2 separate regions of the Homo sapiens genome follow, and region 2 is linked to region 1. The links are chromatin loops, found by intact Hi-C in ENCODE. Cell type or tissue: IMR-90. All regions are shown on one strand. Each heading gives the region's core, and the rest is flanking DNA. Links, peaks and the distances in the headings are about the cores only.

Region 1 (10,668 bases), core at 1,540-9,539:
TGTATAAATGGTGTCTTTTGCTCAGCACTGTGTCTGTGAGATTCATTTATGTCACAGTGGTTCATTGGTGTTCATTTGTGTGTAGAATTCCTGCATTGCTTTGTTTTTTGTTTGTTTGTTTTTAAGGGACAGGGTCTCACTGTGTTGCCCAAGCTAGAGTGCAGTGGTGCAGTCATAGCTCACTACAGCTTCAAACCCTGAGCTCAAGCCATCCTCCCTGCTCAGCCTCCCAAGCAGCTAGGATTACGGGTGTGCACCACCACACCCAGCTAATTTTTTTAAGATTTTTTTTATAGAGATGGGGTCATGCTATGTTACCCAGGCTGGTCTCAAATGCCTTTTCTGGCCTCAAGTGATCCTCCCATCCTGGCCTCCCAAAGTACTGGGATTACAGGTATAAGCCATGATGCCCAGCCCTGCATTGCTTTTTTAAAAGCCATCTTTAAGAAGATTGCCTACTATAGCACCCCAAATTGTTTTCCATGTTGTAGGAATTATTTTAAATTTTTCTTAGATTTATTTTCCTCCTTAAAAAAAAGTCTGGCCGGGTGCGGTGGCTCACACCTGTAATCCCAGCATTTTGGGAGGCCGAGGCAGGCAGATCATGAGGTCAGGAGATCGAGATGATCCTGGCTAACACGGTGAAACCCCGTCTATACTAAAAATACAAAAAAATTAGCCGGGTATGGTGGCGGGCACCTGTAGTCCCACCTACTTGGGAGGCTGAGGCAGGAGAATGGAGTGAACCCAGGAGGTGGAGCTGGCAGTAAGCCAAGACCGTGCCACTGCACTACAGCCTGGGTGAGAAAGCAAGACTCCATCTGAAAAAAAAAAAATTAAAAAAAAAAAGTCCATCAGCTTATTTCAATAAATGTCCCAAAGTAGCTTTGAATATGTTTTCCCCAAGAAGCATCTTGCTGTTCAAAATAAAGTAACTGAGAGAGTCCTTATATTGTGAGAGATCTTGAACGTATGTAAATGTCAGAGCAATTCCCTCATTTTTGAGAAATAACATTTTAGGGGGTAAAATCCAGGAGATCACTAGGTTATATCCAGGCTGTATAGTGTATGAGTGTTTATAAGTGGTGTATTTCACTTTCTGTCTTATGTGCATTGGAGTTTTATGCTGTAGTTAGTGAATATTGGTCCCACTCTTGGCAGTGAACATAATGTCTATGGTGCATCTATCCCTAGATATCTGCTTGGCTGATTCCTTCACCTCCTTCAAATCTTCGTTCCAGGTTACCTCAGTGCACCTACCTTCCCACCCATCTTTAAGAGAGCAGCTTGCCTCCTGCCACTCCCTACCCTAGTATTTTGGACTCCCTTTGTCTCCTCTATTTTCCTTTTACCTAAAGTTCTTGCCACCTCTTAAGACACGTTACTGTTTTTACTTATTGTGTGTATTGTTTCTTGTCATTTTTTGTTTGTTTGTTTGTTTGATGCTGAGCTCAGAATAGGTCATTTAGCATGTGCTCAGTGAATGTTTATAGAATGAAAGAGCAAGAGCCTGTGTGTTTCCAAGGCTTGCAGGGCCTCAGAATTGTATGGGAACAGATGCTGTGAACAGTGATGCAATGAAGATAAAGTACAGAGGGTTAGGAGACTCACACATTTTCTTTTTTTGCAACTCCAAGTAGCTTTTTTCAGTATCTGGCATGGTTGGGACTTGTTGAAAAACCCTCCCTGGAAGTGACTTGTGAGGGTTGGATATCACCTGTTAATGCTTCATACGTCCCAGCAGACTCATTTACAAATATGGAATTTGCTGTTATCACCAGGAAAATTTCCAGACTTTTATTTATGATATATATATATATGTGTGTGTGTGTGTACATATATACACATATAACTTTTATGTATGTATAAGTAATATATACTTATATATGTAATATATACTTTTATATAGATGTAATATATATTTATATATGTAAACTTTTTATGAGCTGGAACATGTTTTGAGTGTCAATTATGCACCGTCAGTGAACACATGGGGCAGCTGACTGGTTTACAGCACAGGTTGAACTTTCCCATCTGTGTGTTCAGAAGTGCTGAACATCCCACCTCGGTGACACCTCCTGTCTGGGATCCAGCACAGATAATGAGTGTGGGAATTTGAACTAACCTCATGGCATGTGAGGGTGGGGTGTCTTGTCTGAGAAATGGAGTGTATCCTGGCAGGCAGTTAGGCTGCCTGCTGTATCTTCCCCTGACACTGGAAGGTTTCATTTTAATTGCTTGTGATTATGTAAAATCTTTTCTGAGGGTTTTGAGAATCAGTGTGACAGAATTACAACCCACATAAGGTTTTCCCCTTTTCTGCCTTTGGGAGAATTCCCACTCAAAGAGCCAGGTCCCATTAGGATTGGAGTCAGCAGGGCTGAAGATGGCTAGAGGACACTGCAGGGAGGGAGAAAGCACTTGGAGATGAGATACTCAATTATTGAAACTGACTTGCCTCCTCAAGAAATCTGGAACTTTAAACCCAGTTCCAGAATTCTCTCCTGATTCCAGTTAAAGAAACCTACTACCTAATAACTTAGGCAGCCATTTAGGTGGGATGTTTCACTTTCTGAAATTCTTAGCTTTCTTCCCCGTAAAAAAAACAAAAAAAAAAACAAAAAAAAAAAACAAAAAAAAAACCTTTGCACTAGAATGATAATCTCTAGGATTGCCTATAGCTCTGATATTCTGTGAGTCTATGGTCAATCCAGCTTTTAAATGACTTCCCCTTCATTATCAAAGAGCCTTATTTGATTAGTTCAGGTTTATGATAGTGGTGTGCTGCGTTTCGGTGCCATATACCCTCATTTTGTGAATTTTTCTGGGTATGTCTTAGTATTCCCTCTGCTCTTCATCCACTATGGCAGTGTTTGCTGATTGATTGGTAACTATTTTTGTCCTCCCACTTAACTAACAACTGTAATTGGAGCTCAATATAAGGGCTATTATTTTTACAAAGTTTGTTTTCCTTTTAAGGTTAAAAATAAACATTGCCTTCTGACACTCCAGTGGAAAAAATCTGTTGTGAGAAAAATCTAAACTTTAAATGATTCATTTGTGGGATCACTTTTGACTTCTTATGTGTTTAAAAGAATGAGAAAAAGGGCATATTACCATTATAGGGGTGGTACTGTATTCTATACATGTAACCCAGGATATGTAAGTTGGACAAAAGAGTCAAGTATTTTAATAATTCATTATTATAAATTTAGCATATGAAATAATGAGAAAATAGAATTAAACTGAGGTTTCCCATCTAATTAATTACTTCCCAATCTACATCTTCATTCTGTTAGCCTGATAGCAGCATTCCTAGTTTTGAAAAGGTAGCTGGGGGGAGATTCGTAGTGTAGATGTTAGGGATGAGGGTGATGGAGGTGTTATTCATTGGGGTACTAGTGATGGTCTTGGTAAAGGTGATAGTGGTGGTATTGATGGGGTGGTAGGGATGTTATTGGGCAAAAGCAAAAGCAGTCAAAGGAGCTGTTAGAAAGAAAGATTCTTCAGAGAGAAAAAGGTTGTCATGGGGGGTACAGGGAGTAGAAATCAGATGGAAAACACCTGAAGAGATGGAAAAACTTTAAAAGAAAATGTTTAAATATATTCCTGGTGGAAATAAAGTTAGTTTTTTGATGAACTATTCATCGTTCAGTTGGTGTAGAAATTTTGTTTCCAATGACTTCCCAGTTTGAATGAGATGCAGTGTCTACTCTGACTAACTTCTAAGACACTCCCCAGAGGGCAATGACAGCTTCTCGTTATGATGCCTTAAGAATAACACAGATGGATATATTTTTTAAGTTTCAAGCACAGGAGTCTCTGTGACCCTTTCTGACTCTGATGGTGCCTGGGAATGTGGGCATCATTCTTTATTGCTTTTGAATAGTAAAGCATCATCATTAATTCATGCTCTGTACATTTGTAACTTGTGATAAACAAGAACTAAGCCTAAGTTTGCATACAGGTTTGCTAAACCAATTAATAATGTAAGCTAAGCTGCAGGGGCAGTGTTTATTTACCTCAAGGCTACCTGCTTTTTCCAGCAGTTTGGATGCACCATCACAAACTGAGAGGCTAGTTACAAATTGCTCTTACCTCTTTATTAAAGCAGATCTCTGAAGGCTCACTCCTTCAGAGCTTTTGTGTTATCCTCGTTTACATTTCTGTATATTTGAGTGTGCTGCTAACTGCATCTTTTATAAAGGATTTAGATTTTACACTTTACAAAATCATTGCAGTCTGGTATTTCCTGTGGGTATGGATTAGTGACGATCACTGTATTTTAAAAGATGTCTATTGCTGTGTAACAAACCACCCCAAAACATATTGGCTTTAAACAATAGCAGTCATTTATTTTGCTCACAAATCTGCAACTTGGGCAGTACTTGGCAGAGGCAGCTAATCTCCATTTCACATGGTATCAACTGGGCTGTTTGGTGGTAGCTGGGGGATCTACTTTCAAGATGGCACACTCATATGGCTGGCAAGTTGGTGTTGGCTGTAGGCCTCTCGACAGACTGCTTAAGGCTTCCTCAAAACATGGCAGCTAGGTTCTAAGAGCAAGCATCCCAAGAGAAGAAGGTAGAAGTTCATGGAATTCTGATGATTATACCTTGGAGGTCACATAAGGGTCCTTTTCACCTACTCATTGGTTGAGGCCGTCATAAGGACCCATAGTGGTTGAAGTACAGGGGACATGGGTTCCAGCTCTTGATGGAGGAGTGACAAGGTTCCAGCAGACCATGTGGAATGAGAAATATTGTTGTGGCCATCTTTGGAAAATACAGTCTGCCACATACATGAATTCCAACATGCTTATGTTCATTTCTGGTTCATTCTTCTACTAGGAGAGAACTTTGAGAATACGTAACAAATAAAAATGAAGGCGAGAAGTGGAAATAAATTCAGTATTGAATATAAGGGTTATTGGACATTGAAGATAATCTTTAAATGTATAATTCTCAGTAGTTGTTAATGCAAAGCTGTTCCTTCCCTCCCCCCCGAAAAAAAACCCATCTCCTATTTGTTACTCAAAGGGATCACATATCTTCATGTGCTCTGAAACTCTCTTAAATCATTTCCATCTTCCAGAAAAACCATCCCAGTGTTCTCCAGGGTATTTACAAAAGAACAATAAAACATTCATTTTTTTAGCACACTGTAATGAAAACCATCCCCAAGTACTTAGTTTAACTGCCTTGTTTACCGTGGGAGTTTCAAATGTCATTAGGACCCTGTTATATTTTTGTTGGTCTGGAGTCGTGGGAATCACAAAGTATTTTTTAACCAAGGGTTAAAACTAGGATAGCAATGCCCAATGGCACCATCTCAACATTTTGTTAAAGTGTGTTTCATTAATGCTTTGGAAGCCTATGTAAATCAGAGGATGGTGGGGGGAAGAAAAGGTCACGAATACTGGATGTTAAAGCAGTGTGGTGTGAAGAGAAACATCTGCTCCTGGTTAAATTCTTTAAACTTATGTTCTTTTGACTCACTCATTTAACTGTGGTGCTGAGATTTGAGTTCAATGAAGACTCTAAAGCTGGTTTTCCAGAATGTTCCAGGGAGTCTTAATGAACCCTTGAGTTCTTAACCCCAAGCTTGTAATTCCAAGGTCACTGGTATTACCAAAGTATAAAACTAGGGTTGTCAACCTCAGCAACTCCAAAAAACTGTCTTTTTGTTTTTTGGGACCTACATTGCCTCATCTTAGTGCCTTTGTGAAACAAGGCCCATGGGTATGCCTGATTATGAGGCATTTTTTACCTTGATAAGAAGTAGTGATATTAACAAATTGCTTATTGCTACTTCTTTTCTTTTTCCTGAGGGGAAGATTGACTTGGTTTCTTAAGAGATGGACTGAAAACCCACGAACTGCACATTTTAACAGCAATGCTTTCTTGAGACATGTCTCTGGACCTGCAACCCCCTTAATGTCTCTAGGCCTCAGTTTTCTTCACTGTTAAGATGATAGGAGTAGCAAATGATGTGCAAGTTTTCTGAATCTCAAATGAATATATTTTTAAAACATTATTGGTCCCAGATGGATATTTCCTGAAATTGTAGACTCATAGATGTTTCCACTTGGGGGTAACCTCAGATACTGCAAATTTAATCTCATGCCTATTCATTCCTTTAATAAATGCCCAAGGAATACTTACTGTGTACCAGGAACAGTTCCAGATGCTGAGGACAAAGCAGGAGGCAAAAGAGACAAACTGCCTGTCCTCATAGAGCTCTCATCCAGCTAGGAAAACCAGTTGTAGGGAGATGGAGGGGGGAACAGCATGCCAAACAGAGGGATCTGCAAAGTGCTGAGGCCCCCTGATGGGAACAAATCTTGGGGTAGGGGGGAAACAATGACAAAGACTTGTGAAGGTGTCAGGAGTTTGGGATGTGGCCTGAGAGGTGGGCAAGACCCATTTCAGGGGCAGGGCAAGGGTTGGGAATCTTATTCTAAATGGGACATCGTTGGAGAGTTAAAACGAGCAGCCTTAACTGGCTCACATCTTTCAGATACCAGCCTGGCTGCTGTGAGGGCTGTATACAGGCCAGCATGCAGGAAGAAAACCAGCAGAAAGGTGGTGGTGAGGCCAAGGAAGAGCATCTCCAGGAGGAGGGGAATGCATGAGCTACCAGAGAGGATGGGGTGGTGAGGGCTAAAAAGCCTGTGGGATTTGGCGTCATGGAGGTGACAGGAGGGCTGTGGGGAGCTGCCGGTGAGGAGGCAGTACAGAAGCTAGAGAGTGAGTGGAGGTGGAGTCGGTGAGGCGGGTGGGTGGACGAGGCTTGCTTACTTCTATTGTTGGTTGGATTCTTTCCTCTTTTTCTTCTTTTAAAAAAAGATAACTTGAATTTAGTTGTATGCTGAGTGGAAGGAGCCAGTAGAGAGAGAGAGAGAGAGAGAGAGAGAGAGAGAGAGAGAGAAATTGAGGATATAGAAGAGAGAAGTGGTCCTAAGTAGAGCTGGGTCTTCCAGGGTGCCAGAAAACATGAGCTCTATGGCCTGGGTTTTGCCTTAACCGGGTCACACCGATGCTGGGGACAAAGAGTGGAGGGCCAGAAGAGGACATGGGGATGGGCTTCTCAGCTTCTGACCTCGATTTTGTCTTTAAGTCATCTCTGGAGGTGGTGGGAAAGTGGGGAGAGGGTGGGACCCAGCAGAGGGGAGAAAGCCCTGGGGAAGCACAAGACAGCTGATCAGGGAGGAAGGGAGCCACTGCAGGGTGGCCGTGTGGCCTCAGCCTTGGCGGGAGACCTTGAGCCCTCCTCCTTGTGGCCCTGGGTGGACTGGATGGATGCGACATTTGTGGGATGTGTCAGACAGAGAAAGCCAAGGATATAATAGGAGGAGAGTGATGGAAGCAGTGGGTCATGTGATGGACAGGGAAGGAAGAGAAGGAACACTCATCTGTGTGCCTCTTAAAGCAGCTTTCTGGGTCTTCACTGCTGGTCACACTGAACCAGGTGACCATATGTCCCAGCTTGTTCAGACAATCCCAGTTCATGCCTGTCATCTAAGCGTAATTATTATTTTACTTTTTGCTTCAGTTGTTTGACAAATCAGCATCCCATGGTGTGTCACAGACTGCTGCCTCTACTTTTTGTCTCCCGTGGACTTCTCACATCCTTTCCCATAGCAAGTGTAGGCTCTTATGACCTTTCCCATGAGCTCTGCAGTTACTTCCGGGCCCCAGCCATGTCCCTTGCCTCCTGTCTCCTCGCTCTGTTACCAACCCCCACCTCGATCCATACCACATCCTGTGGGCAGATTTCTTTTCCTTAGGACAGGCCTGATCATGTCACTTTGCTCAGAAGTCATGATGGCATCTCATTGCCTTCAGAATAAAAAGTCCAGACTCTAAAGATGCAAGACTCTGCAATCTAGCCCTGGTATTTCCCAGTACAGCTTAGAGTGTAGGAACATTGCAAATACAGCGCTGAGCAGCGTAACAGGTAGCAACGTGGGCTCTGGAGCCAGCTGCCTAGGTTTGAATCCTACTTGCCCTTTACTAGTTGTCTGACCTTGGGGAAGTTGCCCAATATCTCTGTGCCTCAGTTCTCTAATCTGTAAGATAGGGATGAAAAATAATACCTATTGTTATTATTATAAGGATTAAATGAGTTAATCCACGTACAGCCTTTAAAACAGTGTTGGGCATACAGTAAGCTCTCAGTAAATTGTGATTACAGAATTTCAGCTCAAGCACACTGAACATTTGCTCTTCCCTGCATGACTTCTGAGGCTTTCTTGCCTCTTCACTTTTGCTAGCCCTGCTTCTCATAGGAATCCTTCTCCCAAATCATTTCTGTATGCACAGATTTTACCTGTGGGTAAGGTTAAATCCATGGCTACCAATAATGGATTTTGACAGCCACAGAACTAACAGACTGGGAAGGCTGGCATGCATTCTTTGACTCCCACAGGACTATGACGAAAGTCTCTTTAAATGCTTTGCTAACATAACATTTTGAAGTTTGATTTATCAGTTTCCTTGTGGGTGTGCAGCAGCATTTAATGGAAGCCTGGGGGTCTTGCAGCCTTGGAGGGGGCAGCAGATTCTCCTGCCAGTTCTTTTCCTCAATGGTCCTACTTGGATGATGGCAGTTCTCATGGGCCAAGGTCGTCTTTGCTCCAGAATCCTGTTCTGAATGCAGACAACCACACATATGTTGAATTCTGCTGATGGGCATACACTGAGGAAGATTGGGATGTTCTGGGCCAAGGAAAATCTGCCAGAGGTGACTCCTGACTACTCCAGCGTGTTGACTCTTTGACTGTGCCCTCCTGGTCAGGGCATGCATCTACTATGACAAACTACTCTGTGCAATGGAATGGCTGGGGGTTGCTTGGTGATTCCAATTGGTATTCAGTAAGTAGTTATGGAATGAATAAATGAATATTAGTATCTTCATTTTATAGATTAAGAAACTGAGGCTAAAATAAATCAACTGATTTGACCAATAATATAACTACTGAGTAACAGAGCCAGGTCCAAAGCTTTAAGCCTTCAAACTCTTTGTCCAAGGGCAGATTCTAAGACCTCTCAGTCGCTAAATGAGAAAACCACAACAGCAGAAAGTTTACATGATCTTTCCTTGTGGCCCTAAAACGGAGCTAAACATCCAGCAGCGCCTGGCAAAGCTTCCAATTTCTGCAGCTAAGTGTTAACATGTCAAAACTAAAGGCGGCTTCAGATGTGAGCTCAAACCCGTGTTATTTTTGAGCCTCCCTTTTCAGAAAGCTGTACAAGAGTGTAGGTGACAAGATGGGAAGGGTTGTGTGTGTCTGATAAAATATTCACTGTAAAGACTCATGTGTAACTGCAACCCAGAATGGCATTTTTGTACCTGTTCTTGACACCTAGGGCATGCCTCTGCTGTGGGCTCCCTGCGTGTGCTGTGCTATGTTGTCACGGATCGGGGGCGTGTGAGTTATGAGGGAGGGCCGGAGTGGGCAGTGGTCTGATCTAGGGTATATAAGTATGTGGATGTGAGTCTTGGATTTACCCCATATTATATGCCTCAGAAATCACTGTCAAAAACTCTATTATTCAGTATTTTATGTGATTTATTATGCTCTATAGCAGAGCTACCCAATAGAACGTTCTATGATGATGGATATGTTCTACACCTGCACTGTCCATGGGGTCATCACTAGCCACAAGTGGCTGGTGGGTGCTTGAAATGTGACTCATGTGACTAAGGAGAGGAATATTTAAATTTTATTTTATTTGAATTAATTTAAATTTAAATAGCCACATGTGGCTAGTGGCTACCTATTGGACAGCACAGCTCTCTATTTTTTAGCAGTAGGTTTCTGATTCCCAGCATTAATTAGCTCATTAGTTACAGGCATTTCATTAAGTTTATTATGTAACTTGTAGAAAATAAATCCATCAGTTATAGATACAACCTCCCTTACCTGGTGTGTAGCAGCTCTCCTCAAAGCACAATGGGGGAAATTTCCTTTACCTGGGCAACAGTGATGGCTGAAAGCCTCCCTGCCACACTTCAGCCTCTCACGTAGGACCTGGAATCGATACCAGATGAAGTCCTAGTTGTCTTGTTTCTGTTTGGGGCTCACTGTCATTTGGGAGCCTGTACCGAACTTTTATTTCATGCCTAGTCAGGTTTAGATTTAGAGACCTCCATCAACTTGCCCTGTGCTATCTTATTTTCCCCTACCTCCTGGTGGGAAGAGAGAAAATTGATTATTTTAAGGAACTGGCTCATGTGATAGTGGGGGCCAACAAGTCTGACATCTGCAGGGCAGTCCAGCAGACTGGACATTCAGGTAAGGACTGGTGTTGCAGTCTTTGAGTTTGAAGGGGAGAAAACCCAGGGAGAATTTCTGTGTTGCAGTCCAGAGGCAGAATTCTTTTTCCTTTGGGAAATCTCAGTCTTGGCTCTTAAAGCCTTCACCTGATTAGATGAGACCCACCTAATAATGGAGGAATCCACTTTACCGAAAGTCAACTGATAGTAAATGTTAATCACACATTTAAAAAATACCTTTACAGCAACATCTAGACTAGAGTTTTACCAAACAATTGGTCACCATAGTTCAGTCAAGTGGACATAAAATTAACTGTGACACCATCCTCCTTAGAGTCAGACAAAACAGTCTTGGAAGTGTCTCTGACTCTTTACCCATGCTATCTA
Region 2 (10,668 bases), core at 1,449-9,448, 52 kb before region 1:
CTAAGACTTTATTGATAAACCAGTGTGAAATTTTGTTACAGAGTCGAGACCTTGATGATAATAACTCAGGAGAAAAAGAAATGACCTCGTTTCCTGTGTAGATGCCAAACTCAAGTGTGCTCATACCCTCGGGTACCGCACTTTTTGGGAAATCTCTTGTTTTCCATTTTCTGCTGTTTGGAGTTGAGATTTCCAGTCACTGTCTTGTATACAACCATGGTCTTTGTCCTATTATTATTTGGCCATCTTTACAAAGTGAAATTTTTACATTCTTCCTTTGCTTTTGTTGTCATATCAACCTTTGATTTTCCCAGTGGCATGTTTTTGAATTATCCCAACTCAGCAGCTTTTTTCTTCCTGTTGCTTTTGTAACTCCTGCTCACACTAGCAGAGACAGAGAAGGATAGTTGGTGACCTGAAAGTGAGGTGTCCCTTCTGCTTGTTGGACGTGGACCGAGAGATGAGGCCGATGAAGATTTCCTGGAGATAGATGGTGGTGATGGTTGCACGACAATGTGAATTTCCCTAACGGTACCTAAAATTGTTAGAATAATAAATTTGATGTTAGGCATATTTTACCACAGTTTTTTTTTTTTTAAAGGTTTCTAGGTTTCCTCTGAGCTTTACACTGGCTGACTCTTTTCCAGGACTCATTATGGTTCTTTCATCTTGGTCTTGTGGCTAATCTGCTTTAGGGCCCAGGGAATATGGGGACCCCAGAGTTCACCATCCACCAGAGTGACTGCAGGTAGCAGTTTGCATTGGACTTTCTTTGACGGAGAGAGTGCTACTGCAGTCCTGATGTGGACTGTGGCCTTATCAGAGGAGAATTTCTTCATTTAATGACAGCTGCTAATGAGCCTTCTCCAGGCACTCTTGGTTTGGCCACCTTGTTGGCAAATAAACCCAGCATGGGTTCTGGCCCAGTGGAAATTATTTAATAGGCAAGACAGGGAAAAAAAAAAAAACTTCAATGAACAATTTGTAGAATTAAAAGTTGTGATAGATGCTGTGAAACAAATGATTGGTAATTAATGATATAGAACAGAGCTGTCCAATGGAAATATACTTTGAGCCACATATGTAAGTTTAAACTTTTTAAAAGTCACATTTTTAAAAGGTAAAAAGAAACACATGAAATTAATATTAATATATTTTATTTAATCTTAATATATCCAAAGTATTGTCATTTCAGTGTTATTAATATAAAAAACTTCTTACTTAGATATTTTACATTCTCTTTTTCATGCTAAATCTTTGAAATTGGTTGAACATTTTATACTTATACCACATTCATTCAGACTGGCCACATTTTGAGTGCTCAATAGCCACATGTGGCTACTGTCTTGGACAGCGCTGGTAGAGAGCTGTGTGTGTGTGTGTGTGTGTGTGTGTGTGTGTGTGTGAGAGAGAGAGAGAGAGAAAGAGAGAAAGAAAAAATGGCAACAGACAGAGAGAGAGACAGAGTGGGGGGAAAGAGAAAGAGCAGGAGAGAGAATTGTATGGATGAGGGAGGGGGACTCATCCTTAGACGGTGTGGATAAAGAAAGCCTCCCTATATCTCCTTTTTGTCTCTCTCTCTTTCTTTCTCTTTTTCTCTTCCTTGAATTTGTGAGGCCCATGAGAAGGTATCAGAGCAATCATACTCTTAGTTGAAACTGAGACTCCTCAAAAGTGCCTTGTAAAGATGCATTATTTTTCTTATATGTTTTCTCTAAGAGCTTGGCTGCAACAGCATTGTTTTTGGAACTGTTTACATCTGCATAGTAAGTCCTCACTTAACATTGTTAATAGGTTCTTGGAAACTGCAACTGTATATGAAACAGTGTGTAATGAAACCAATTTTACCATAGGCTAATTGAGAAAATCAAGAGTTAAATTCCTATGGCATATTTCTGGTCACAAAAACATTACCAAACTTCTCGATAAAGACCAAAACATTTCTAATACTAAACATGGAAATAAATGTGAGCTATACATACAGTTAAGAAAGATTAATAACAACAAATAAGATGATGACTTACCCAGTTTTTGGTAAAACAGCGAGTGATGGTGGTTGTAGTGGTGGTGGGTTAAATCAAGGAATAAATGTTTGCAAAGTGAAACTCGTAAGGAGCACTTACTCCCACCACGAAGTTCAAAACCAATAACAAATTTGGTGGGCTCGCCAAGTGCTTTCATCCCACATTGTTTATTGTGGTACATTGTGGTACACATTTTTATTTTACAATTATTTGTATTCATTCCTTCATTCATTTTCCAACTCGCTTATTCCAGTTCAGTGTCTGGGGTGGCCGGAGTCTGTCCCAGCAGCTCAGGATGCAAGGCAGGCGCCAGCCCTAGACAGGATGTCATTCCATTGCAGGAGTACTCTCACACATACACTCACACTTGCTCAGACTGGGACAATGTAGACATGGCTGTTTACCTAACATGCACATCTTTGGGATGTGGGAGGAAGCCGGAGCGCCTGGAAAAAACCCATAGGGATATGAAGAAATTAAGTCTTAAGATTTTATAATAGAAAATCCATACAGGATTTCTATGACAAATCATTTTACATTGTAAATCCAGTAGTTTAATTTTTATATTGTTTGTACATACTCATTAGTGGCTAGTCTTTGATGCCATCAGCATAATGTACTCTCAAAATCAAGAGAACTACCAAGAATGCCAGCTATCATACTCATTAGGAAAATGGCTTAAAACATTCATAATTTGCTTTCTTCTGACTCACAAAAAGCTCTTCTTGGATTTGGTATGGATGAGTTTCGTTACCGATTCTGAATAATTGGTGATCCTTTGTGTCTTCTCTAACAAAAGTACTTTTAAATGTATGAAATATTGTATTAATACTCCAGGTTCCATATCTAGTGGGTTGCTTTTAATATTTGAGTGCCCACTACTAAACCTAAGCATCAGGGGACCTGGTGTTTCTTAAAAAGGCTTCTTGATGTATCTTAGCCTGTGTCTTCTCTGACAAAATGGACTGGTGAGGTGAACAATAATGCCATCTTCTGAGTTTTATTAATGGATGCAGTCAATGGAAATTGTTGAGTCAGTCTCCTTACAAATACCTGGACACTGAATTTTTACAGTACAGTGGTGTGTGTGTGTGTGTGTGTGTGTGTGTGTGTGTTGTGTGTAATTCATTGACTATGTGTGATTCTCTGAAATGACGAGCAAACCAATAACAACTTAACTCTTCCCCGCTCCCATTGTCACGACAGCCTGATGCTTTAACAGTCATTTGTGGTCCGGCGGCCGGCAACTTAATTCATTTGATGAGGCATCTGTTGCTTTGCCAGTTACTCCCTAATTGACCTGCAGAATCTTAGGTTTATATAAGCTTAAAGAAGTTCTTTTAGTCTTACTGAGATTCCCCTGTGTGTTCATCCATGGTTTAATTAAGGTATTAAGAATAGTATTTCAGAACTCATTCAGCTCAATAGCAAAAATACAAATAACCCAACTTGAAAAATGGGCAGAGGGCTTGAATAGACATATCTCCCAAGGAGATATAAAAGTGGCCCACACATATATGAAAGAATGCTTATTAACATCACTAAACATCAGAGAAATGCAAATCAAAACCACAGTGAGATATCAGCTCACACCTGTTAGAATGGCTACTATCAAAAATACAAGAGATAAGAAGTGTTGGTGAGGATGTGAAGTATAAGAGAACCCTTGCACCCCGTTGGTGGGAATGTAAACTAGTACAGCCATTATAGAAAACAATATGGAGGTTCATCAAAAATTAAAAATAGAAATATCCTATGATCTAGCAATCCCATTACTGGGTATTTCTCCAAAGGAAATGAAATCAGTATGTTGAAGAGATATCTGCACTCCATGCAGCATTATTCACAATAGCCAGGATATGGAAACAACCTACATGTCCATCAATAGATGATTGGATAAATAAACTATGGTATATATATGCAATGGAGTATTATTCAGCCTTAAAAAAGAAGATGATCCTCCATTTACAACAGCATGGCTGAATCTAGAGGACATTCTGCTAAGTGAAATAAGCCAGACACAGAAGGAAAAATACTACGTAATCTTGCATATATGTGCAATCTTAAACTAAAAATCAAATACACAGAAACAGAGAGTAGAACTGTAGTTTGGGGGGTCAGGGAGATGCAGGGAGATGGGGAGTTGTAGGTCAAAGGTACAAAGTTGCAGTTATGTATGATAAGTAAATCTAGAGATCTAATGTACAACATGGGGACTATAGCTAATAACATCGCGTACTGGAGATCTGCTCAGGGAATAGATTTTAGGTACTCTTACCACGCACAAAAAAGAAAACTAACTATGTGAGATGATGGTTATGTTGGTTTTCTTGACTGTAGTAATCATTTGAACTAAGTATATATACATTGAGGCATCATGTTGTACACCTTGAATATACACAACAAAAATCCATTAAAATTTAAAAAAAGAATAGTTTTTTTTTGTGAAAGCATGTTATTGATTGCTAGGGCTCGGGGAGAGAGGGGAATGGGAAGAGTAACTGCTTAATGGACATGGAGTTTCCTTTGGGGGTGATGAAAATGTTTCATAACCTATAGATAGAGCTGATGGTTGTGCAACATCATGAAGATACTAAACGCCACCAAATAGTTCACTTTAAAATGATTAATTTTATGTTATGGAAATTTCACTTCAAATTTTAAAAATAGTGTTTTAATGGTGTGGTCTCCTGAGCCTGGATATGTGTTTTGTTTTGTTTTGTTTTGTTTTGTTTTTTAAGTTTCAGATACATGAGTTTGTTTAATGAGAAGATGACAGAAGTCTAAATTTTTAAAGCCCTTAGAACAAACATTTTAACTTATTCCACAGATTTAGAAATGGCACATACAGAAGACATGGGCTTTGTCTTCTGCAAACATTATTTTAAAAATTGGACTCCTATTTCCTACCTATACAATAAAAAGTCCTGCATCAAAAAGTGATTGATTTTAGTGTTTTGCTAAATTGGATCTACTGCAAAGCCCAGGCAGATTGATGTTATGGCACTAGCAGTCTTGAAGGAACTTTTTAAAAAAGAGAGATTTGGTTGAGCAGTGTAACATTATCAGCTTCACCTGTGAGGGAAATTTCCCGAGGGAATTGGTGTCTGTCTCATGTTGCACTCCTTCGTATTGACAGATCCATTAGCGGATGTAATTAGAAGACCAAAGTCAGACTTTGAATAATTAGGTTAAAGTCACAAATGATTTCTGGGCAAAATAATAGAAGCTGTTGCAGTTCAGCCTGCTGTTTCCTGCTTTACAGAGCTGAGTGAAATGGGCAGTTGCTGTATGCGGTGGTTTCTTTCTTGTGTTGGAGGCTGATACTTTCCCAATAATCAAGTTTGAAATAGCAAAGACCTCACTTTGGCCCTTTGCAAATGTCTGAAGGGCTTCGTTTCCAGGGAATAAATGGAGCTGTGGAATGTTTTTGCTAAACAAAACATAGTCATAGCAAAAACAAAATTTACTTTATCCCAGGAGTGTTAAGAAATGTGTGGTTTTGTGGATTATGTTTTTTCTCTGTTTTCATTCCTTTCTTTTCCTTTTTTTTTTTTTTTTTTTTTAGTTCTTGGAATAATGGTTTATTTATTTATATGGAGTTATTTTCTGAAAGAAAAACAAAACACTTATTTCAAAAGACGTTTGGACTCTCATGCCACCCAAAATACCTTTTCAGCAGTAGTTTCTATATTTTGATTTTATAAAAGCCTGTTATTGGTAATAGAGTCTGGAATAAAAAAAAATATTTCCAAAAGATTCAAAATGCAATCATGTGATTCTAAACTTTTTGTTCATCTCAGTGCCAATATAGAAAAAAGAGGAATTAGGAAATAGAGGCCAGTATCAAATACCTGCAGATGTGTCCTTGAAGCTTTTGATGTACCTTGTGATGATGTGGGATGAACAGAATGACATCCTCCTCCATGTATGACTGATGCTCACACTGCGCCTGGACAGTGGCAGGATCAGAAATAGGAAGAAGTGCGGGGCATCCATCCCCCAACTTTATCAAATGCCCCATCCATACTCTGCAGGCTGCTAGGTCTTGACTTTGGCCATATGGGATTGAGAAAAAAATTACAGTTACTTGTCACATTTAAAGATTAGGAAGATTAAGATTTCTGACTTCTTGAAAGTAAGAGTTAGAAGTTCTGGCACCATTGGGCCCCCCCCCCATTAGCAGTAACCATCTTGTCCCCTTGGGCAAGATGGGGCCTCGGTGTTCATTGCTGTCCCCCTGGCTCATGTCTCTTGTTTACTTTATTTTCCTGGCCTGCAGATACCTCTGTTAATGGCTTTGGGATCTGCACCAAGCCCTCTGTCCAGTAAGGAGATGAGACTCTGCCCCTGCCCAGGTAGGGGAGAAGCCAGGAGAGAATTGTCCTTTGCACTGCAGCAGGACAAAGCCCTGGTATGGGATGAAGATGGGCAGGAGTTCAAGACCAGCCTGGCCAACATAGTGAAACCCTGACTCTACTAAAAATACAAAAATTAGCTGAGCATGTTGGTGCACACCTGTAGTCCCAGCTACTCAGGGGGCTGAGGCAGGAGGATCACTTGAGTCCAGAAGGCGGAGGTTTCAGTGAGCCAAGATTGTGGCAGTGTGGGAGCACGTGGGTGTCCTTCCCAGATGAGGCGAGTGTGATCACTGTAGATAAAAACTATAGAACCTGACAGATTAGAAAGTGGAGAAAAAGTGTGATCAGCCCTCGCGGCAGCGGCCCACTCTGAGTAGGCTGGCATTTTCTCTTTTTGGAAGGTAACGGTGGCTAAGACAGCCATACCAGTGTCCCTTATCTTCAGACTACGAAGTTATAATTAGAAATTTTAACTTATGATGAGACGGTTCATGTGGTTCAGCCTTAGAGTCAGCTCCTGGTCAAAGGCCAGGAAGCCAAAGTAACTACAGAATAACTCATGCCGTTTCCTTGTAGCTCTCTTCTAGGGTGAAGGAGACCCATCATCCTTGATACTTAAAACGTTAGTTTTCTCTCCCACCGCTGGGCAGGCATCTCTTCCCTAGAACTCCTCTGAAAAGCTCCCCACACTCCCCCAGAGGACAGTTAGCCCAGAATCCCTAGTGCCTGGGCAGGCAGAAGGCTGGAACCCTCGGGCAGCAGTGATGTTTCTCCCGCCCACTGGCAGTGGGTATCTTCCAGCCTCTCCTTCCTCACTCCAGCCACCCACACATGCCATGTGGGTGTTCCTTCTTCCAATTCTAGCTCTGGTTTGGGGGAACTCTTTTAGTTAACATTGAAAACAATTGTTATATTATCCAATGTTACTTTTTAGTTAGAAACTGGTACCTCAGCCTCCAAATTGAAATAATAAAATTATTGCATTTTAAAGTTGAAAGCGCCTTTTGCAATTGCCCATCCAAAGTCTTCATTTTGTAAATGAGAGTCCCAAGAGATGGGGAGGGAGCTATATAGCTTGCCCAAGGTTACATAATTTGTAAATGAAATCAGGCAACTATTACAAAACAAAATAGTGGAGAGGTTACTCTGATAAGTAGGGTGAGAAACAGACCAACAGGCTACAACTGGTATGTCCATCCAAGTGGAGAAATCATTCCTTTGTTTATTCGCCTAGGAGTAACACTGGGGAATTGGTCACTTCATAAGAACTATGTTTTCTTTTGTATTTTTAAGGTTAGGGTTCAAATAGAAACATGAGATTAAGGCCTTTAATCATGTTTATAATAGGAGCCTTTTTTTATTGCTTTAAGATCATTGAGATTCATTTTTATTTGTTTCTTTTAACCATGAAGCTAAATTTACTTTGACAGCATGCATACCAAAAATTAAAGCCACAAAATTGCTCAGCTTTGACAGGAGATACATCTTTAGATTTTAAGATAAAAATTTAAAAGGTATTATGTTTTTTTCAGGAAGCATTTAAATATAAAGTGGTTGATTGACTAACATTTTTAGTGCACCGATTTGGGAGCATGGAGGTTAAGGAGTGTGGGTGGGAATGGGGAAGGATTTCATGGCCCCACATCATGTTGTCATCACCATCCCGGGGTGACCAGTCCTCCCATTCACCACAGCCAGTGCCACCGCCTGTGATTGTTTTGTGTTCTGTAGATTACACACACATCATCCCACGTGATCCTCACAATGACGCTATGATGGAAGACAGGTTGATGTTGTTATCACCATTTTATACAAAGAAATTGAGTGTTCACATGACTGGGGTTAGCAGGCAGTGAGGAGAGCAGCTGGTATAGAAACCTGTCTTCTTTTTTTTTTTTTTTTTTTTTTTTTTTTTTTTTGAGACAGAGTTCTTACTCTGTCTCCCAGGCTGGAGTGCAGTGGCACGATTTCAGCTCACTGCAACCTCTGCCTCCTGGACTCAAGTGATCCTCCCTCCTCAGCCCCCTGAGTAGCTGGGACTATAGGTGCACGCCAACATGCGCAGCTAATTTTTGTATTTTGGGTAGAGACAGGGTTTCACCATGTTGGCCAGGCTGGTCTCGAACTCCTGCTCTCAAATGATCCACCCGCCTCGGCCTCCTAAAGTGCTGCGATTACAAGCGTGAGCCACCATGCCCAGCAAGAACCCTGTCTTCTAAACATATTAACTACTTTTATTTTTTATTTTAGTGTGATGCATAAGAGGAAACAAATGTATAAATTATCAAACTCTCAATAAAGGTTTATTTTATTATAGCAGGAAGAGTTTGAAAAATTTGAATCATTTAAAGAATATTGAACTGTAGAGACCAATATGAGTTTGAGTTAAATATGAGTTTGAGGGCCCATATTCGATGACTCACAGATGCTGTTTGTATATAGTTTTATCAAAGGAGAGGGGATCTTGGTGCTGGATAGTATTTTTAGGTTTGATTGACAACGTGCAGTTGCCTTCCATAAAGCCCTACACTCCTACCAAAAGTACATTCAGTTTTTCAAATAAAACAAACTGTCTCCGCCACATGTGGTTTTGCCCTTTTGGTTCAGCAGCCTTGTAATCTGTTGACAGCCCCTGGTTTCCATAAGGTCGACACCCAGCATTTGCAGGCTCTGGGACAAGAGGACAAAAGGAGATCTTGGGCTGGGCCAGGATTAGGGTGAGGGGAGTGAGGCAACATTTATAATAAATAAAGACAAGATCAGTGACAGTATTGTGCAAGCCGTATTGGAGCTTAAAGTGAAAGGAAAAAACACCGATCCTATCTTTTATTTATTTATTTATTTATTTATTTAGTAACTCTGTCACCCCAGGCTGGAGTGCAGTGGTGCGATCTCAGCTCACTGCATCCTTGACCTCTCTGGGCTCAAGTGATCCTCCCATCTCAGCCTCCCTAGTAGCTGGCACTACAGGCACATGCCACCACACTCAGTTAATTTTTGTATTTTTTTGTACAGATGGAGTTTTGCCCTATTGCCTAGGCTAGTCTCAAACTCCTGGGCTCAAGCGATTCTCCTTGAGGGCAGGGTGGTATTGCCCTTCAAACCTAAAAATGCACACACTCTTTGTCCAGCAACCCTACTACTGGTAGTACTTCTATGGCTGGACTCATGAATGTCTTTCAAGATATATGGACAAAGGTATTTACTACTAGGTTGCTCTAACAGCCCTCAAGAAAGGTTCACTCCCACCACGATGAGGGCCATGCCTGTTTCCCCAACACCCTTGCATGCAGTGAATATTACAGAAGTGAAAAAGGAAAATGTATTATTCCAATAGCAATAAAATATAGAATAACTAGGAATAAACCTGATAAATATGTGCTATCTGTGTGAAGAAAACTTTAGCATGCTCCAGAGGGACCCAAAGGAAGACTTGACCAAATCAAAATTTTGCCAGTTTCTTGCATGGGAACTTGTAGCATGGTGAAAATATTCATTCTCAGTCAAGCTATGATTTGAACATGACCCAATAAAAATACCCACAGACTTTTTTAGTGGAGCAAGGGGAATTTACTGAGCTGATTTTTAAAGATCATTTAGAAAAACGAATTAGGAAAATTCAAAATATAAACAGGAATATAGGAAGATTTGACAAGTAGTTTAACCAGATATTAAAACATAATATGAAATTAAAATTGTTTGAAGTAGTGTTTTATACAAATAGATTAATGGATCACAGTCATAAACTCATATTTGGGAATATAATAAATGATAAGTGGCATATGATATATGGCATCTCAAATCAATGAGGAAAAATGGATAAACCCCTGTGGTGGGGGGGTGTTCAATTCATATTGCACACTTTACATGGGATAAATTCCAAATCGATAAAAGATTTATATGCAAAAAATGAAATATGTATTATGGGAATTCACAAGAGAATTGTTTTATAATCCCAGGTCTTTCTGCTATGACACAAAACTCAGAAGCCATTGAAAGCAAGATTGGTAAATTCAGCTTCATTTAAAAAGTTTTTCATGGAATCACTTGAACCCAGGAGGTAGAGTTTGCAGTGAGCGGGGATAGCACCACCGCACTCCAGCCTGGGCAACAGAGAGAGACTTTGTCTTAAAAAAAAAAAAAAAATTTTTTTTTTCATGGCAAAACCCACTATATGCAAAGTCAAAAGGCAAGCAACAAATTGGGGGCAGATACATCAAAAACTAAATTTCCTAATATGTAAAGAGTTCTTACAAACCAATAGAAAAAAAGCCCAATGACTA

Evidence for each region. A loop is a pair of places that touch in the nucleus more often than their neighbours do. Peaks named below come from ENCODE experiments on the same cell type or tissue, not always from the same donor. Only the 100,000 strongest peaks of a DNase experiment are listed, where the experiment ranks them.
Region 2: it touches region 1 in a loop (3-fold over the local background); 6 of 110 quality-filtered maps call a loop at or near these places.

What each region holds. Positions count from the first base shown.
Region 1 is chr3:16,383,833-16,394,500 of GRCh38, reverse strand. The region is part of intron 4 of RFTN1 (raftlin, lipid raft linker 1); the gene reads left to right. Among named protein-coding and RNA genes, the nearest start is that of OXNAD1, 120 kb to the right of the region's middle. In IMR-90, for the core only: no CTCF peak of the experiment used is centred there; DNase peaks (open chromatin) are centred at 1,560 and 5,430; H3K27ac peaks cover 2,374 bases.
Region 2 is chr3:16,436,222-16,446,889 of GRCh38, reverse strand. All of the region lies in intron 2 of RFTN1 (raftlin, lipid raft linker 1), which reads left to right. It overlaps LOC124906220 (a long non-coding RNA gene), which reads right to left and starts at 7,406. Exons shown (of 2, transcript XR_007095840.1): 1 at 2,025-7,406; 2 at 1-535. In IMR-90, for the core only: no CTCF peak of the experiment used is centred there; a DNase peak (open chromatin) is centred at 5,429; H3K27ac peaks cover 1,355 bases.